Linked DNA regions of Homo sapiens: region 1 is linked to region 2. A link is an interaction called in ENCODE POLR2A ChIA-PET data of the cell type or tissue named here. Cell type or tissue: PC-9. All regions are shown on one strand. Links, peaks and the distances in the headings refer to the core of each region. The heading gives the core; the rest is flanking DNA. Region 1 holds the start of TRS-AGA1-1 (tRNA-Ser (anticodon AGA) 1-1). Region 2 holds the start of LOC124901292 (a long non-coding RNA gene).

Evidence for each region. Peaks named below come from ENCODE experiments on the same cell type or tissue, not always from the same donor. Only the 100,000 strongest peaks of a DNase experiment are listed, where the experiment ranks them.
Region 1: POLR2A ChIA-PET joins it to region 2 with 10 read pairs; 5 of 35 experiments call an interaction of 5 or more read pairs at or near these places.

The regions. Positions count from the first base shown.
Region 1 is chr6:27,533,938-27,544,263 of GRCh38, forward strand. It overlaps TRS-AGA1-1 (tRNA-Ser (anticodon AGA) 1-1), which reads right to left and starts at 7,919; the gene lies at 7,838-7,919. RefSeq lists a silencer at 7,897-7,946. In PC-9, for the core only: no CTCF peak of the experiment used is centred there; a DNase peak (open chromatin) is centred at 4,604; H3K4me3 peaks cover 2,975 bases; H3K27ac peaks cover 847 bases.
Region 2 is chr6:27,658,333-27,668,658 of GRCh38, forward strand. It overlaps LOC124901292 (a long non-coding RNA gene), which reads right to left and starts at 10,241. Exons shown (of 2, transcript XR_007059535.1): 1 at 10,016-10,241; 2 at 8,640-9,796. It overlaps TRI-AAT8-1 (tRNA-Ile (anticodon AAT) 8-1), which reads left to right and starts at 10,251; the gene lies at 10,251-10,324. RefSeq lists a cis regulatory region at 10,109-10,326 and silencers at 10,187-10,326, 10,216-10,326. In PC-9, for the core only: no CTCF peak of the experiment used is centred there; no DNase peak of the experiment used is centred there; H3K4me3 peaks cover 1,053 bases.

The DNA of each region.
Region 1 (10,326 bases), core at 1,179-9,178, 120 kb before region 2:
TGGATGCTTTTTTCTGGAAAGCCCATGCAGACTCAAGTTCAGGTTCTGGGGCTGGAGCAGAGATCTTGAGCAAGGATTGATCTTACAGAATTTTGCCTTGTAGAAGAACAGCATTTGATCTAGTTTCTGAATAATGCCATCGAGTTCTAGAAGGGTTTTGTTTTGTTTTGTTTTGTTTCTCTTCCTACTACTAAGGAAGAGAAAAGATGTCTTATAGACAAGAACGTAACATGGAAAACGAGACACACTGATGGACAGTGTCATGAAAACCAGTGTTACAGTCAGTGCAGAAAAATAAGGAAACACAGTATGGTGCCCATAGTAAATAATACTGTAGTGTATATCTCTTTAAAAAAATTTCTTAATTGAAATAGAGATGAGGTCTCCCTGTGTTGCCCAGGCTGGTCTCAAACTTCTGGCCTCAAGTGATCCTCTCACCTTGGCCTCCCAAAATGCTGTGATTACAGGCATGAGGCACCTTGCCCAGCCACATAGTGTATATTACAAAATAAACAGACAAGAATGTTCTCACCACAAAGAAATGATAAGTGTTTGAGATGTATATGCTAAATACCATGATTTGATCATTATACAATGTATAAATGTAACAAATCATCACACTGTACTCTGTAAATATGTATAATTATTATGTGTCAATTAAAAACAAGATTAAAAAATAAAAAATAAAGTGAAACCACTGTTCCCTTCTGTGAATTCTTGGCTACTAAAAAATTGTCAATAAATCATGAACATGTAAAATTAATACAAAAATAAATAAAACAGGTGCATGTTTACCTAAAGCAAATAACTTTCAAGGCCTTGCCTGTCCCATACTGCTAAGGGTATTGTCAAACTTATTTTTATTTTTTTCTTTCATATTTTTTATATTTTGAGAACAAACAGTACCGCTTTAGGGATCTAGTTCTATAAGCTGACTTTTCATTGCTCCATCTTCAAAGCTCACAGAATAATGGAAGACACTCTCCGGTTTTATTTGTCTTCCACCTCAACTGTGGACTCCCTCACTGCTTGCTTGATTTTCACTAGAGGGGCTCATGAATCAGACCATGGCTTCACATGTCATTTCCTCAACTGCCTGGTTGTTCCTGCCTTTTTTTCTTTTCTGTTCTTTTCTTTTTTTTTTTTTTTTGAGATGGAGTGTTGCTCTGTTGCTAGGCTGGAGTGCAGTGGCGCAATCTCAGCTCACTGCAACCTCGGCCTCCCAGGTAAGCGATTCTCCTGCCTCAGGCTCCCTAGTAGCTGGGACTACAGGCGCGCACCACCACGCCCAGCTAATTTTTGTATTTTTAGTAGAGACAGGGATTCACCATGTTGGCCACGATGGTCTCAATCTCTTGACCTCGTGATCCTCCCGCCTTGGCCTCCCAAAGCGCTGGGATTACAGTGTTCCTGCTTTTGAGTGTGATGATGTCAAGATAAAAGGACATCACCCTTAAAGGGAAAGCATTAGAGAAAGAGCCATGGAAAACACAGAGTTTAAAATACTATTCTCATATTTCAGGTTTTATGGAGAGTTCTTTTCTAAAATAGTTTGAAACTTACTTGGGAACAGTGTTCTGTGATCCGAACTGCTAGGCAGCTCCTACAGGGTCCTTCCAAGCTCTGCTGCAAAAAAAAAATTTCCTTGGTACCAAGAAGAATAGAAGATATACCAAGAACTGATCATTATTGTACCATCAATGGCAAAGGAAAGGTAGGAGAGAGTAGCCATCCCAGATTGTTACCCTAAAGGGCAGTGGGGAGAAGCAAATGGCTTTTACTAGAGTAAAGAATCACAGGTCTCAGAATTTGACCCTACCCAGCTGGACTCCAGTGTATGCCATAGCCATGATGCAAAGACGATTTTATTGCATTGTAAATTTTCAACTGTTAAAGGAGGCATTTCCAAGTGTTCAACTGTCTGTGACTGTTTGGAAAAAAACCTATGCTGCAAAAAGAAATTTGTATTCTGTGATTCGATGGATAGTGGTCACCGGTTTAACAGAAGAAAATGTCACTGTCTTCCCTCCCCTACCCCACTTCTTGACCTTCACCCCCACACCCCAGGGAGAGTCCATACATCCCTTCAGAGCACCTTGGCCCACTTGCCCACTTGGAGGGAGACAGTAGAAAGAAGACGTTCTGGTAAGTGGGATTTTTTAAAAAGCTGATATTAAACAAAGGAGTTTAATCATTCTTACCCACAGACTCAAAGAGAAAAACATATAAAGATCAATTTTAACATTAGTTTTAGGTTACAGTGAATTTTAAATTTAATTCTGACATGCTTACAACCATCACCTTCTACACAGGATAGGCTCTGGACTCTCTGCAATCAATATATAAATAGGTTTGATCTAGCAAATCAAGGAAACATTATTCTACATAAATACAGACCAAGAATGTAGAGAAGGAAAAGAATTTCTCCAATAGAAATTTAAAAACTAGAGAAATTTAAAATTGCAACATGAGGAATACAATTTTCTCTCCTTCAGTAATTGAACTGCCTCCTCAGACCTAGTAATAGCTAGTGGCCCTGTGGGCAGCCACTTGACTGGCTTAGAGCTGTTCTAACAGAGAATATAACTTAGAAGGAGGACAAAGAATGAGATGAGTAAGAATTTGGACTAAAACAATCAGCAGATTCAAGTAAGGCAATATACTAAACTAGGTTCTTACTGTGAACTAAACATTCAATTAGGAGCTCTGAGAAGGTCATTCTTTCTATAAATAGTAGAAAACAGGCGGGACGCAGTGGCTCATGCATGTAATCCCAGCACTTTGGGAGGCCAAGACGGGTGGATCACCTGAGGTCAGAAGTTCAAGAGCAGCCTGGCCGACATGGTGAAACTCCCGTCTCTACTAAAAATATAAAAAATTAGCCAGGCGTGTTGGCGGGCGCCTGTAATCCCAGCTACTTGGGAAGCTGAGGCAGGAGAATTGCTTGAACTCAGGAGACGGAGGTTGCAGTGAGCCCAGATCACGCCGTTGCACTCCAGTCTGGGCGACAAGGCGAAACTCTGTCTCACACACACACACACACACACACACACAAACACACACAGTAGAAAATATTAAATTTTTGTGGTGGGCCAGGTGTTGTGCTTAGTGCTATAGACACAAAGGTAAACAAAACACAAGCACAGTTGCTGACCTTATGGTGATTGGTGTCTATTAGGAGGAATATTCTACAAATATAAACAAGCCCACACAGGGAGAGTTTAAGGAAACTGCTTGTGGCCAGCAGCATAATGGCACAAAGAGGGTGGAATACACAAATAAAAATGAAAACTGCAATTTCCAGGTGGATGAGCATTAGAAAGTTTGATTGGGGAAAAGTGTGAGTCTACCATTTCTCGGGTACAAGATTTATGCTTGTGGGCCTTGATCATTAAAGGAGAATGATTAATTCTGGAGGGCCACAACATGAAAGAAAAGGGAAAGATTAAGTTTAGCAACGAAATTAGCAGCATGGCTCAGATAAAGCCTGGAAAGTCATATGCTTTAGGTATGCATGTGCCTGCATTGGTCTGTGAATATCAGAAATATACTTGGACCATGGCACTGAGCACAGCAATTTCCAATAACCCTTTTCACCTTGGTATAGTAGTGAGTATAGCTTTGCCACTGGGGAAACAGATGCTTGGCCTGTCTCAGAGAATTTTGTAACAATTAGAGACATCTCTCATATATGTATTTTATGCATTTCCCAAAACAACAAAAAGCAGTTGGCAATTCTCTCTTCCACTTCATGGTCATGAAGTTATTGGGAAAGAGATTTTTAAATTCTTAAAAATTCCAAGGCACAGCCAGATAAGGTACTACATGTCTCTATAGTTCCAGCTTCTTGGGAGGCTGAGGCAAGAAGATCACTTGAGCTCAGGAGTTGGAGGCCAGCCTGGGCAAAATAGAGAGACTCCCGTCTCTTTAAAAAGAAAAATAAAAAGTCCAAGCCAAATAGGAAAAAAGGTATGAACTCTCTCACTTTACATGCCCCCTGATACAAAACAATTGGAGAAATCATTATCAAGGAGTTCACAAAAACTGTGGAAGACCATGGATGCTGAGCAGGGAATCACCTGCCTTTTGAATTTCCTTCCATGTCAAATAATTGAATTTAACTAAAAGGTTCAAAATCACCAAACATGATCTTAAACATGAAGCTGCTTTAAAAATATTACCTTTGAGGCTGGCTGCAGTGGTTCACCCCTATAATCCCAGCACTTTGGTTAGGCCGAGGCAGGTGGATCACATGAGGTCAGGAGTTCAAGACCAGCCTGGCCAACATGGCGAAACTCCGTCTCTACTAAAAATACAAAAATTAGCCAGGCGTGGTGGCACACATCTGTAATCCCAGCTACTTGGGAGGCTGACACAGGAGAATCACTTGAACCCAAGAGGCTGGAGGCTGGAGGTTGCAGTGAGCAGAGATTGTGCCACTGCACTCCAGCCTGGGCGACAGAGCAAGACTCCATCTCAAAAAAAAAAAAAAAATTGAATTAAAAAAAAACCTTTGAATTGTGGCCATATGATTCATTAATCTCAGCCTTGTAAATTAGGAGGCCAAAATTACACACCCAAAGCTGAGATCCTAGTCAAACCAGTTCTTTGAGTTTCTCTCTCTTTTCTGAGGGAGCTTATGAGTGCTGGTTCCTCGCATTACCCTTTGGGACATTAGAATGACACATATATAGGTCCAGCAGAAGGGAATAAAATAAAACCTGGCTGGTTAAGGGATGATTAAATTCCTTTTCAACCCTTACTGTGAGACCTCCACTCAGAGGAAGCCCTCAATTTAGGATATTTTTCCTTTCTTGTTGAGAAAAGAAGCAAGAGGGAGACAAAAGCAAAGTAATGCTCTTTTTCTTAACACTTTATGAGTATTCTGAATTCTGTGTAATTTAAGCCCAGATTTTTTCACTGAGTGTTATCTTGTTTGTTGTGCCACTTGAAGGTGATACTTGCCATTGCCGATTTATAAATATTTCATAAGCAGCATTTTGTTTAGAATTTCTTGTTGCTTTGGAAAACAAAAAGATACAGGGAAAAAATAAGCTCCTAAACTGTACGAGGTAAAATTTAGGAACTCCTAAAATATATAAGGTAAAAATTAAAAAAAAAAAAAAAAAAGGCCGGGTTCGGTGGCTCACGCCTGTAATCCCAACACTTTGGAAGGCCGAGGCGGGCGGATCACGAGGTCAGGAAATCGAGACCATCCTAACACGGTGGGCTAACACGGTGAAACCCCGTCTCTACTAAAAATACAAAAAATTAGCCAGGCGTGCTGGCGGGCGCCTGTAGTCCCAGCTACTCGGGAGGTTGAGGCAGGAGAATGGCCAGAACCCGGGAGGCGGAGCTTGCAGCGAGCCGAGATCGCGTCACTGCCCTCCAGCCTGGGCGACAGAGCCGGAATGTCTAAAAAAAAAAAAAGAAAGAAAGAAAGAATCAGATAAAGCCGCAATCATACTTAGAAATTTTAACACAATATATATCCCTCAGAAACTAATCAAAAAGCAGAAGAGGGAAGGAAAACAGTAAAGATGTAAAAGTTTTAAACAAAACTATTCCTGAATTTTACCTAACTTACATACGAAGAACACTACACACTTCAATTTTTTTTTTTTTTAACTCTGTTGCCCGGGCTGGAGTGTAGTGGTGGGATCACTGCTCACTGCAGCCTCGACCTCCCCGGGCTCAGTGATCCTCCCGCCTCAGCCTCCGGAGTAGCTGGGAACACAGGCGCCTGCCACCATACCCGGCTAATTTTTTTGTAGAGACGAGTTTTCACTATGTTGCCCAAGCTGATCTGGAACTCCTGGGCTCCAGTGATCCGCCCACTCCAGCCTCCCAAAGTGTTGGAATTATAGGGATGAGCCACCGCGCCCAGTGGCATCTCAACTTCCGAAGACAAGTTTCTTTTTGAAGTATACATGGAACTAAAAACAAAACAAAACAAAACAAAAAAAACTTTTGCCTTGCCGATTTTCAAGTAAGTTTCCAAAATTTGAACAGTCTGAGAGATAAATACTAGGGTCTAGCCACAGTACATTTTGCTAGACATCAATTAGAAATCAAAAATTGTGTTATGTTTAGAAGTTAAAAAGTTTGCGTATGCCGGGGCAGACGGATCACCTGAGGTCAGGAGTTCGAGACCAGCCTGACCAACATGGAGAAACCCCGTCTCTACTAAAAATACAAAATTAGCAGGGTGTGCTGGCGCACGCCTGTAATCCCAGCTACTTGGAAGTCTGAGGCAGGAGAATCGCTTGAACTCGGAGGCAGAGGTTGCGGTGAGCCGAGATTGTGCCATTGCACTCCAGCCTGGGCAAGAAGAGCAAAAGAGCGAAACTCCGTTTCAAAAAAAACAAGAAAGAAAAGAAAGAAAGAAAGAAAGAAAGAAAGAAAGAAAGAAAGAGAGAGAGAGAGAGAGAGGGAGGGAGGGAGGGAGGGAGGGAGGGAGGGAGGGAGGAAGGAAGGAAGAAAGAAAGAAAGAAAGAAAGAAAATGTGCGTATGGTTCCAAGAAGATATCTAAATGGTAATAAAAATTATATTCAAAAGAATGACATTGAAAATAATACTTATGAAATATGTTTCATGCAGTCCAAAATGCACTTGGATGCTTAAACTCTTAAATACATAATTAATAATAAAATAATATCTGAACATCAATAATCTGAGATCCATTGAAAGAAATTAGAAATTAGCAAATTTTATCCAAAGAAATCTTAGGGAAGGAAATGAAGAAGAAAATGGCTGATTTAATGCAATAAAATTGAAACATAAGATGGAGATAAGCAAAAAAAAAAAAAAAAAAAAAAAAAAAAAAAAAAAAAAAGCCAAAATTTAGTTTGGAAAAAAATAACTAATAAAGTTGCAAAATGCTTGGCTAAACTGATTGAGTTTATCCAAGAAGGCACAAGTAACTGATCTCTGATATAGAAAATGGAGAATGGGAGGTCTAACAAATAAAAAAGAAGATGCAGCAAGGCAAGAAGTGAGGATGAGCTCCACTAAGCTTCCAAGGCAGTGATAGAATTCCCCTAGGAATTCCTTAAAAAGTACTCAACTGTGGCTAGCATTCCTTTGCATTATTTAACCATAATTAATTATAATGCATAATTCCAATGCATTATTTAACCATAGTTGTTAATCACACAATGTGATTCTGCACCTGAGCTGATTATCTTTCCGTGCTCTGAATATAGTAACACCCTCACTTTCTTTTCAGTACCTCTTGCCTCATCATCGTCCTGGACACCTGGACAAGCCAGTCTGGCTTGACGTCGTCAGTTCGTTTTTATATGATTTCAAGGAAAATTGCCTTACTTAATATATTTAATTGCTTAGTTGTTTGCTTAATAAAGCCCAAGTTATTCCCATCTTGGCGACCATATCTGAGTCTTTGCTTTCACTTGTATTTGATCCTGGATTTCCTGGAATTTCCTTTTCTGTATGAATGAGGATGTTTACTTTACTGAAGTAGATCCCTAACAAGGGAACAATTCTGTGAGACACAAACACTCCTAGCAACAATTTTTAAGGAAAGCTGCCTTCAAAACAGGGCATCGATTGCAGGAAACATGATAGCATCACCTTGGCTTTTCTTGGGGGTAAAACACCAGTAAGACTCTGGTGGAATTACCTTTTTTTTTTTTTTTTTTTCAAATAAGTACACATTTTCCTCATTGTTTCAGGAAGGTGGCGGAGTATTTTTAGTGGGCATATAAAGAGAAAAAGTCTGATCAGGTTGGAACAACCAGGCTTCTTCCTGGAAGACAAAGTCAGGATATCCCATCTGATAAGGTGTTATATCCCTTTTGCAAAGGGAAACGTTATCGTAGTCGGCAGGATTCGAACCTGCGCGGGGAAACCCCAATGGATTTCTAGTCCATCGCCTTAACCACTCGGCCACGACTACACAAAGAATGCTTTGCCCATTAGCATAAGTCACTGTACTGAACTTTAGCTCTCTTGGAAAGGTCAAATTTTCTGCCAGAAATTGTATTTGCTGTCAATGTTTCTTATTCTTTGGCATTAGTTAGATGATTATCATGCTGTTGTTTCAAACTGACAAGTAACACTTTATCCTCAGACCTGGGAGGACCCCTTATTCTGACGTTCTGACAGAAGGAGACTAAGCAGGATGCATTCCCAGAGATCAAGCTTCCTGCTCCTTCAGGGGATGGGGATGCAGGAGACACCCGCAACAACTGGGACACGCTCTAACATTCGCTGCAAATTTCTGAGTTATAGCGACAATTTGAACAACTTCAAATGGCCATTGATGTTTGACTTTTAAAATAAATTTTGGAAGATCCATAGAATGGAAGATTCTGCAACTGATAAAAGGAATGAGGTGCACTTCTATAATGCTTATGTGAAATGTACTCCAGGATATACTTTTAGCAAAATAATGTTAGTCACTGACATGTATATAAGACCTCACATTTTGCAAAATACCCTCATTTATATATTTGGCCTCACTTAGTCTTTACATCATAAATAAGGAAATGAGGGGCTAAGATGAGAATGCAAACCTACACAGCACCTGAGAATTAGATTTAGATCAGTAACCTACACCTCTTAGATGATGTTCACTGCTCTTTGCTCATGGACTCTATTTGTGCCTTCAGCATTATTTCTAAGTGCTCTACAGGAGCAAAATCAACAAGATTTTAAACATGTTTCTCAGGTATCCATTTATGAAACTAAACCGGTAAGCAGTGTATGCCAACAGTAAGCCTTAAAAGGGCGAGGCAATTGTCATCATCCAATATTTGTCAGTAAGCCAAACTGTCATTTCTCTATGTACCAGGATGTTACCTTTTAAGGAGGAGTACTCCACAAATATGAAATATGCAACTGGGGGAAAATTAGCTGATCCTAACCATTTTGTAGTATCTGAAGCAAGAATCAACCTTATTAATTTACCTAGATTTATCCTGACATTTATGTGTTTTCATCTTTTTGCATTTTTCTGTGCTGGACTCTCCTTAAGATTTTTGGAAACCTGTGTTCTGAATTCCTCCCTTTCCCTGGGCTAGAGTGGCTGGAGGCTTTGGCTCTTGGGAATGGTCTCGCGTCCTTCACCAGAACTTACGGGAATCATGTTTGGCTGAAGAGTCGGAGACCTCTCCAGAGTCATCTTTTCCAGTTAGGATAGAAACGAGCCCCCCTCCTCACCTCGCAAGCCCGCGCCAGTCCAGTTTTAGCCGTTCTTTTGGAAGAGCAAGTCAGTTGAACGCCATCGAAGAGGCTCCTGATTTAGATATTAATTGTGCTTAAATGCAGATGACTCCCCACTCTCATGCGTTCCCTTATTTCCCGTTGCTTCTCCCATTGGCATTTACAGACTTGAGGTTGCTTGGACTCTCAATTCAATACTCCTTTTCTGCGGGTTCGTGAGAATTAGGTGTGAACGTGATGTCCGCGGATATCAGTGGCTAGTGGGCAAGCTCCAGCGCCCAGGAACTTTGAGTCGCTTGTCTAGGAGTCCTGTATTGAATTGCAACACTAAGTGCAATATTCTGGTTCTTGTTGTGTTCTGAAAGAGCTCTTTCACTCATGAGGAGAGACCTGCACGAGACTGTGAAGACCAACTGCTTCTCAGCGCTCCACGCATCCATTATGAGTTCACCGCAGGATTTTACCTGCAAAAATTTTGCGTAGATTAAGTCACGCTTATTGCCTCCTACTTTTGTCAGTGAACATTATGTCACAAGCATTTTCCCAGAACTATTACAGTCTTCCAGCATGTCGTTTCTAGTGGCTTGGTAATGACCTATTAGGCAGATGGAGCAATAATAATAATAAACAACTCTCATTTTAATATCTATTTTTCACTATCACAATTAGAAATAAAAATAAAGATTCCTGCATAGTATATGTCTTCCTTTGGTTAAGCTTATTTCCTGGCTGGGTGCAGTGGCTCACACCTGTAATCCCAGAACTTTGGGAGGCGGAGATGGAAGAATGGCTTGAGACCAGGGGTTTGAACAAGGAGTTTAAGACCAGGCTGGTCAACACAGTGAGGCGCCGCATTTCTATTTATAAAATATAAAACAAACAAACAAATAAAAAGATTATTTCTCTAGGAGAGCGGTTCTGAAACTTCAGTGGGCATCAGTACCAGCAGGATGACTTGTTTTTTGTTTGTTTGTTTGTTTTTTGAGATGGAGTCTCACTCTGTCTCCCAGGCTAGAGTGCAGTGGCGCGATCTTGGCTCACTGCAACCTCCGCCTCCCAGGTTCAAGAGATTCTCCTACCTCAGCCTCCCTAGTAGCTGGGACTACAGGCGCGTGCCGCCACGCCCGGCTAATTTTTTT
Region 2 (10,326 bases), core at 1,463-9,462:
GATTAGCTAGGCCAACATGGCGAAACCTTGTCTCTACTTAAAATACAAAAATTAGCCTGGTGTGCTGGTGGGTGCCCGTAATCCCAGCTACTCCGGAGCCTGAGGCAGGAGAATCGCTTGAACCCAAGAGGGGAGGTTGCAGTGAGCCGAGATCACGCCACTGGACTCCCTCCTGGGCGACAGAGCGAGACTCCGTCTCAAAAAAAAAAAAAAAAAAAAAAAAAGAAGTAATCATTGTAGGAAACTGGGTTAAGGGTACAGGGGAGTTCTCTACTTTCTTTGTAACTCCTTGTTAATCTATAATAATTTCAAAATTAAAAGTTAAGATGACCTGATGGTTCACAGGAACTAAATAGTGAAAAGAAAAACAGGCTGGGCACGGTGGCTCACGCCTGTAATCCCAGCACTTTGGGAGGCCGAGGCGGGCGGATCATGAGGTCAGGAGATTGAGACCATCCTGGCTAACACGGTGAAACCCCCGTCTCTACTAAAAATACAAAAAATTAGCCGGGCGTGGTGACGGGCACCTGTAGTCCCAGCTACTCAGGAGGCTGAGGCAGGAGAATGGCGTGAACCCGGGAGGCGGAGCTAGCAGTGAGCCGAGACCGCGCTACTGCACTCCAGCCTGGGCAACAGAGTAAGACTCCGTCTCAAAAAAAAAAAAAAAAGAAAGAAAAAAAGAAAACAACAAAACCACGATGGAACTAAAAATAGGAAAATCCACACTCATGGCTGAAGGTTTTCCATACTTCCTGTGAGGTCACAGGGCAAACCACTGCCCCCAAAATTGGAGAGACAGAAAGGCAAATACGGAGTACTACAACTTACCAGACCGGAAACCCAAAGAGCAAAATCCTCCACCTGAATCAGTGCTAGAGGAGGGACACCTGAGCTGTAATTAAGAAACTGCTTGAGGCTTTCTGTGGACAAATCTCAGGGAAAAACCTCCAGCTACAAATTTGTGAATTTTATCTCAGGAGCTCAACCAAGTTCTCACAATGAGGGAGAAAAATCTCCTCTGGTAGCGGGTAGGGCAAGAACCAGTTTGCAACAGGCCAGATCATTCTGTTCTTTTTTTTTTTTTTTTTTTTTTTTTTAGGACGGAGTCTCGCTCTATCGCCCAGACTGGCGTGCAGCGGCGCGATCTCAGCTTACTGCAACCTCCGCCTCCTGGGTTTTAAGCAGTTCTCTCTGCCTCAGCCTCCTGAGCAGCTGGGATCACAGGCGCCTGCCACCACGCCCGGCTGATTTTTGTATCTTTAGTAGAGACGGGGTTTCGCCATGTTGGCCAAGCTGATCTTGAACTCCTGATCTCAGGTGATCCACCTGCCTCGGCCTCCCAAAGCGCTGGGATTACAGGCTTGAGCCACCGCGCCCGGCCCATTCTGTTCTTAACAAGGTCTGCCCTCAGAAGAAACCATTTAATCTCGATCTAACCTGCTGGGGTTTTATCAAGAGCCCGATGGATCTGCGGGAAGGGAAATAACCAACTCCAGCCCACTCTAGCCATCCAGTACCACCGAAAGTGGGGAAAAACCTAAAAAGCATGTTTAAAGCTCACAGTCCACTGATACAGGCTCACTAATAGACTGAGACCTACTTGTGGGACTACAGAATGCTTTTCTCCCTCCACACTTTGCCACCACATTACTAAAGGCCTGCTTATAGCAGCTCATTTTATCCAGCACAGCATGTCCTGCTATCAAGAAAAACATAAGATATAAAAAAAGACAAAATACACAGTTTAAAGAGAGAGAGCAAACATCAGAACCAGACTCGGATATGACAGGGATGTTGGAATTCTCAAACCAGGAATTTGAAACAACTGATTAAGATGCTAAGAATAAGATGACAGCATACAAGAACACATGGGCAATGTAAGCAGAGAGATGGAAATTCTAAGAAAGAACCAAAAAGACATGCTAGTGATCAAAAACACTATAACACCAAGACAATGAAAATACAAGCTGCAGACTGAGAGAAAATACATGCAAAAGACCTATCGGATAAAGTACTGTTATTCAAAATACACAAAGAGCTCTTAAAACTCATCAGTAAGAACACAAACAACCCCATGAAAAAATGGCCAAAGACCTTAACAGTCACTTCACCAAAGAAGATATACAGATGATTAATATGCATATGAAAAGATGGTCCACAGCATATGTTTAGGGAAATTCAAATTTTAAAAAAATGAGATAACACAACATACCTATTAAAATGGCCGAAATCCAGAACACTGACAACACCAAATGCTGATGAGGATGTGGAGCGACACCAACTCTCATTCATTGCTGGTGGAAATGCAAAATTGTACCATCTCTTTGAAAGACAATTTGGCAGTTTCTTTAAAAGCTAAATATACTTTTACCATAACATTCAGCAATTGCACTCCTTAATATTTACCCAAAGAATTAAAGAGCTTAAGTCCACAAAAAACCTGCACATGAGTGTTTATAACAACTTTATTCATAATTTTCAAAACTTGGAAGCAACCAAGCTGTCCTTCAATAGGTGAATAGATGAACAAACTGTGGTATATCCATACAATGAAATATTGTTCAATGACAAAAAGAAATCAGCTATAAAGTCATTAAAAGACATAGAGGAACTTTACATGCATTTTTTTTATTTTGTATTTTGTTGTTGTTGTTGTTGTTTTTGAGACAGAGTCTCTGTTGCCCAGGCTAGAGTGCAATGGCACGATCTCGGCTCACTGCAACCTCCACCTCCCGGGTTCAAGCTATTCTCATGTCTCAGCCTCCCTAGTAGCTGGGATTACAGGCGCCCACCACCGCGCCCAGCTAGTTTTTGTATTTTTAGTAGAGACGGGGTTTCACCATGTTGGTCAGGTTGGTCTCGAACTCCCGACCTCAGGTGATCCGCCCGCCTCGGCCTCCCCAAGTGCTGGGATTACAGGCGTGAGCCACGGCGCCTAGCTACGTGCATATTTTGTTTGTTTGTTTTTTGTCTTTTATTTTCAAGACGGAGTCTTGCTCTGTTGCCCAGGCTGGAATACAGTGGCACGATCTCGGCTCACTGCAACCTCTGCCTCCCGGGTTCAAGCAATTCTCCTGCCTCAGCCTCCCGAGTAGCTGGGATTATAGGCACCGGCCACCACGCCCAGCTAATTTTTGTTTTTTCAATAGAGACGGGTTCCTCCATGTTGGCCAGGCTGGTCTCAAACTCCGCCCACCTTGGCCTCCCAACGTGCTGGGATTACAGGCATGAGCCACTGTGCCTGGTCGATATTGTATTAATATTGATTCATTCATTGTAACCACTGTACCACATTAATGCAAGATGTTAATGTTAAAAACACTTTGCACACTAGCTCAAAATGAAGTTAGGGAAGGGATTATATGGGAATTCTGTATTTTCTGCACAATTTTTATATACATCTAAAAATGGTCTAAAATATAAAGTTTATTTAAAAAGGTAAACATGGCCTGGCATGGTGGCTCAAGCCTGTAATTTCAAAAGCCAGCACTTTGGGAGGCCAAGGTGGGAGGATCACTTAAGGCCAGGAGTTCCAGACTAGCCTGGGCAACGTAGTGAGACCCTGTCTCTACAAAAATTTAAAAAATTAGCAAGACATAGTGGGACTACACATCTGTAGTCCCAGCCACTCAAGAGGTTGAGGTGGGAGGATTGCTTGAACCCAAGAGTTCAAGGTTGCAGAGAGCTACACTTCAGCTTGGGAAACAGAGACCCTGTCTCAAGAAAGGAAAAGAATAATAATAATAATAATAATAATAATAATAATAATAAAAGTAAACACAATTTCTTAGAGCTGCTAGCAGCTGTAGTTAAAAAAAAAAAAAAAAGAAAAGAAAAGAAAAAAGGCGGCCGGGTGCAGTGTCTCAAGCCTGTAGTCTCAGCACTTTGGGAGGCCAAGGCAGGCTGATCACCTGAGGTCAGGAGTTTGAGACCAGCCTTGCCAACATGGTGAAACCCCATCTCTACAAAAATACAAAAATTAGCTAGGTGTGGTGGTGGGCACCTGTAATCCCAGCTACCTGGGAGGCTGAGGCAGGAGAATTGCTTGAACACGGGAGGCGCAGGCTGCAGTGAGCTGAGATGGCGCCACTGCACTCCAGCTTGGCGGACAAAGCAAGACTCCATCTCAAAGAAAGAAAAAAAAAAGGTAAACATAGGCGGATAGGGGATAACATAATTGTAAATGACCTTAGCTGTTTAAAACATGGACTTCAATTATCTTAAATTATCAAGGAATTAGAAGAGCTACTCCTAATAGTTAAATTCTGCCATTTTTTAAAGGTAATTAACTGAATTGTTATCACAGTGGCAAAGCATGAGAGGTAATTAACTGAATTATTAGCACAGTGGCAAAGCATGAGAGGTAATTAACTGAATTGTTAGCACAGTGGCAAAGCGTGAGAGCTTTTGAAAGGGGTTGAGGCGTGGATTTAGATTTATCCATAATACCAAGTTAAACAAAAGCCACCAACAAAACCAAACCAAGGGAGCCCTCAAAGAATCAAAATCAAATCCTTACTGTGCTACCACAGACAGATGCCTGTAGCTCAGGGGTCAGGAGCTGGCCTCAGTGTGAAATCCCCAAGTTGCCAGTCAGGGGAGGACCAGAACAAGCTAGAGAGGATTTAGTGCCTGAGTGAAGAAGATGGATGTCTGAGGGAGGCTTTCACTCCTTTGTGACTCACAGCACTAACACAAAGACCAAACTCGGTAAGTGAGGAGGTTGATTTCTGTCTTTGGTTATTACAACTGGGAGAGCACTCTGGATCTGAAGATCAGAGTGTACTCTGCAGGATGGTTTTGCTTAGACTTTTATAAAGAGAGGTAGATAGTAAAAAAGATCAGTGGTTGCCAGGGAGTTGGGGAAGGTGTGGTACAAATAGGTGGAGGAAGGTGAGGTAAAAATATAACTTCAAAAGTTATAGGTGACGTTATTTACATTTGGAATTACTTGTGAGGATGATTATATGCTGAGTCCTGTGAGCCCTTCTAGCCAATCATTGAACCTAGGAGTGAGTCTTGGAGACCTGCAACACAGAGACAAACAGTTCTAATTTTAGCTAATCACTCATGAAACAGAGAACTGGATTGGCTAGGAAATAAAAGGGAACGGTCTGCCTATCAGCAGGTTCAGGCAAAAGGGGAAGGTTTGTGTCCGGGCGTGGTGGCTCACGCCTGTAATCCCAGCACTTTGGGAGGCCGACGCGGATGGATCATGAGGTCAGGAGATCGAGACCATCCTGGCTAACACGGTGAAACCCCCGTCTCTACTAAAAATACAAAAAGTTAGCCGGGCGTGGTGCGGGCGCCTATAGTCTCAGCTACTCGGGAGGCTGAGGCAGGAGAATGGCGTGAACCCTGGAGGCGGAGCTTGCAGTGAGCCGAGATCGCGCCACTGCACTGCAGGACTGGGAGAGTGGGAGAGAGAGCGAGACTCCGTCCCAAAAAAAAAAAAAAAAAAAAAAAGAGGAAGGTTGTGTTTGGCTTTGTCAATAACTAAATAGTATAAAGTTTTACATTACGTAGGAGGTAAGGTTTGTCGACTTCAACTATCTCATGTATTTTAATATAGTATATGCCAAATTATTATTCTTTTAATTATCCAAATAATGGCTATTTTCTGAATATAAATATTCTACACAATACAGGAAAAACAGCAAAAATATCTCCTCACCTGCAATGCCACTCCCTTTCTCAGAAATAATTACTATTCCTAGATTAGTGTGTTTAGCCTTATATTAGGTAGAATTTGCCAAAAAGAAATGTATATTCTCAAGTAAATATATGTGCATAATACTTCATTTTTCCTAAAACTCAATACTTCCGGCCAGGCGTGGTGGCTCACGCCTGTAATACCAGCACTTTGGGAGACGAGGCGGGCGGATCACCTGAGGTCGGGAGTTCGAGACCAGCCTGACCAACATGGAGAAACCCCATCTGTACTAAAAATACAAAAAAAAAAAAAAAAAAAAAAAATCTTGGCGTGGTACCGCATGTCTGTAATCTCAGCTACTTGGGAGGCTGAGGCAGGAGAATCGCTTGAACCCGGGAGGGGGAGGTTGCGGTGAGCCAAGATCGCGCCATTGCACTCCAGCCTGGGCAACAAGAGCAAAACTGTCTCAGAAAAACAAAAAAAAAAAAAAAAAGAAAAAAAAAAGAAAAGAAATTATCCCAGATGGTGGTGTCTGGTGGTGTCTTCAATTCTAGGAAGCATCCCATTTCAGCAGGAAGTTTTGAATCACAAAATCCCTATGCCCATCCAATTAATTTCCTAAGGAACCACATATGTTTTACTTTCTCTGAAATATAGCACCCAGAAGGGAAACTAGGAGGGTGTTCATGAAGGGCGATTTGAAAGCAACTGACAAAAAAAAAAAAAAAAAAAAAAAAAAAAAAAGAATAAAAAAAAAAACCAACTCATTCCTTATAGATGGCCGAAATAGCTCAATTGGGAGAGTGTTAGACTGAAGATCTTCTGCAGGTCTCTGGTTCAATTCCGGGTTTCGACAGCTGTTTCCGGACTCTTTTGTACATGTCGACTCTGCTAAATTAATGTTTGGCCGCGTTAACTGTGTAATACTGGCCCTCCACCAAATGTCAGCCATCTACCAATATGTAAGTCCATATTGACATTTAATTTATATGGTAAGGGAATACATGCATTTGCCTTTATAATGAAAAGGGCTCTTGTAAGTCATTTCACAAAACGCAGTTCCACGCCCATAAACATGAGCTCCTCCACAGGTTTTAGTAATTCGTTGAGGGGAAGAAAGCAATCTTATTCAGTACCTCATTCAGTGTGCACTTACATGTTTTTTTGCTTGTTTGTTTTTCAGATGGAGTCTCGCTCTGTCGCCCAGGTTGGAGTGCAGTGGCGTGATCTCGGCTCACTGCAACCTCCGTCTGTTGGGTTCAAGCAATTTTTTTGTATTTTTAGTAGAGACGGGGTTTCACCATGTTGGCTAGGATGGTCTCGGTCACCTGACCTCGTGATCCCCTCACCTCGGCCTCCCAAAGCGTTGGGATTACAGGCGTGAGCCACCATGCCCGGCCACACTTACATGTCATGATGTTATGAAACACATAAGAATCAGGGCATAAGCACTTTTTTTTTTTTTAAGACGGAGTATCGCCCAGGCTGGAGTAGCCCAGGCTGGAGTGCGGTGGCTTGATCTCGGCTTACTGCAAACTCCGCCTCCCGGATTCAAGCGATTCTCCTGCCTCAGCCTCCCGAGTAACTGGGATTACAGGGGCCCTCCGCCACACCAGGCTAATTTTTGTATTTTTTTAGTAGAGACGGGGTTTCGCCTTGTTGGCCAGGCTGGTCTCAAACTCCTGACCTTAGGTGATCTGCCCGCCTCGGCCTCCCAAGGTGCTGGGATTACCGGAGTGAGTCACGGCGCCTGGCCAAGCACTTTCAGTTCTATGCTTAACTCCCTGTGTTTCTACTTTCACTCAGAATTTGGTCTGTTAAATCCTTAAATTATTATCAGCACTTTGAATTTTTTTAGAAGCTTTGCTTGTTTTGTACAGCATTTTAGTTGTTTTCAGTTGCAGGGACAGTCCCAGTGCATAGCTAGTCATTTTTACTGTGCAGAGACGCAAGAGAGGACATATTAAAAATAACCTGAATTTTAGTAATACTAAGGCTATATGTGATTACACACACACACACACACACACACACACATATATGCGCATATATATATTCACATTGTAAAATAAATGAGCTGGGCACAGTGGCAGGTGCGGGAGCACAGTGGCCCCAGATACTTGGGAGGCTCAGGCGAGAGGATCACTTGGTTCTATAAATCAAGGCCAGCCTGGACAACACGGTGAGGTCATCCACATTTCTTTAAAAAAAAATTGTTAGTATTGATTCAGTATTTTTCCTGAGGCAGTCTTAGAAAATTAAAATAACCTAATCTGGAATATAACATAAATATTTTGAAATTATCTTACATGGTCAAGATCGGTGGCTCATGCCGGTAATCCCAACACTTTGGAAGGCTGAGGCGGCCGGATCACCTGAGGTCAGGAGTTCGATAGCGGCCTGGACAACATGGTGAAACCCCGTCTCTACTAAAAATACAAAAAATAGACGGGTGTGGTGGCGGGCGCCTGTAATCCCCGCTACTTGGGGAGGGCTGAGGCAGGAGAATCGCTTGAGCCCAGGAGGCGGAGGCTGCAGTGAGCCGAGATCGCTCCACTGCACTCCAGCCTGGGCGACAGAGACTCCGTCTCAAAAAAAAAAAAAAAAAAAAAAAAGAAAGAAAAAGAAAACAATACATATATCTTACAAGACACTTGTGACAGATGTTCCGCTGTGTTGCCTATAATGCAGGTGAAGATAGTAATGATATGCTTGATTATGCATAGATTATTTTAGGGAAGATAAGAAAGTAAGAAATTCGATAGTCTCTGAGGAGGATATGGGGATAGTTAGGATCTAGGATTAACGGAGATTTGATCCTCATTTTATATCATGTTTACGGTTAAGGAAGGACAGAAAACCTTGTATTGAACTCCTCTTTTTGTCTGGAATTACTGCTGGTAACGTTAACACATAGTATTTCATTTGAAGCAAAGTAAAGAATAATACGGTTTTTGGATCCGGGAAACACAATTGAAGGTGGGGGTGGGGTAGAAGAACAGATTTTAATCTTAGGTGTTACTAGCAAAAAATGTGATTTCTCTAGTCCCAGGTGCAGATTTTCTTCAATAGTATTTGGTTTTCGTTACAAAAGAAAGAGCAAGTACCCAGGCTGGTGCTGTTAGAGTCAGGACAGCATGAAGAGCTCTGCCTACCAACAAGCCTCAGGACAGAGTACAGGAATGTTAGAAGATTAGCTCCCATTTATCTGAAGGAGAAAAAAGGGTAATCCTTCCGGTGTTGATGTCATATATGACAAGTTCATTCCCTTGGTATGGCTTTACATGTGAACTTCGGAGGTATATAAACACCAGTCAGAATGTGCAAGAGGGATCCTCAAAAGCCAGAATGTAATTCCTTGCGACCGGTGAAGAGGATGTGTTACTGCAGGAACTGTATCAGAGAGTTTACTTTCAGGTGATTTTTGAGCAAGTAGAAGCCTCAGTTCTTGACACCTAGGATAAAACCTCTTGAGGACTAGAAGAATGAAAAACATCGAAGCTCCTGGTGGTACTTCGGTCTTTAACCGTTGAATACATTAAGAGTAACACTGGAATTCCAACACTTCCTCGCGCCAGCGTCAGTTTTAGAATCAACAAAATCGTTACTTGCTGATTCATTTAACTGCTAATATATTCGTTAAAAGTTTATTAGGCGTCAGTGATCTTGAAAGTTCCAAAAACACGAAGGAAACCCCAGGCACATGTAGAGAGATAGTTCCTGACGCTGCAGGAGGTTTCTTTCAACTTGTCTCCAGGTGATGAAACCAGTAGCCTGACCAAGGATGAAAGAGCGTATCTCACTTATTCTGGCCTCTCCAACTCGGGCTGAAATCCTTCGGTTCCCAAGTTAGAATTTGAGTGACACACAGCAAGTGCTGTTAAATGAGACTTAATACCTAGCGGGGTGCCACCACAACCTTGCCCTTCTGCAAACCTCTGTAGCCCTTTTCTACCACCCTCAAAAAACATACCAGATTTACTATGTAATTCCGGTACTGCTGGGCTACCTCAGTTTCCACCCCTGAATATCTTCGCCGATTACATCAGTGCTTATGTTTGTGACTTCAGAGACACTGAGAAGGCGCGGCTCTTTCCCTCAACCCCATTCGCCTTCCTTTCGGCGGCGTTGTCTTGAACCAACCTGAAAATAATAAGTCCTTAAGTTACAAGTCACTAAAGGGAAGTTTGCAACTTGCGATCCAGTACACTGACATGACTCTAAAAAGAGAAGGCTGCCGACTCTGGGCGTACTGCCTTTGAATTAGCCATACTCCGCAAGGAGCAGTGCCGTTCAAAAAAAAAAATTTGTTGTCTAACAACAACAAAAATAAAATAAAAAGAGGAGGTTCCCTTCACTCACCATTGAAAATCCTATTACAGCGCTTTTTCCACATCCTCTGTCAAAAATTTCTCCGTGAATTTTCTAGTCTGGCTCAGAGTTAAAATAGTTTGGACTTCCTTGCTAAAGTCTGTAAATATAGTCTCAAAGGTCTCTTGAAAGGAGTAAGAAAGAAAAAAGTTCTGTTTTATTTAGAAAAACAAAAATATCAACGAATTTATATATGGTTTCCTTTAAAACAGCAGCGCATTCGTGTGGCCGGTTAGCTCAGTCGGCTAGAGCGTGGTGCTAATAACGCCAAGGTCGCGGGTTCGATCCCCGTACGGGCCACT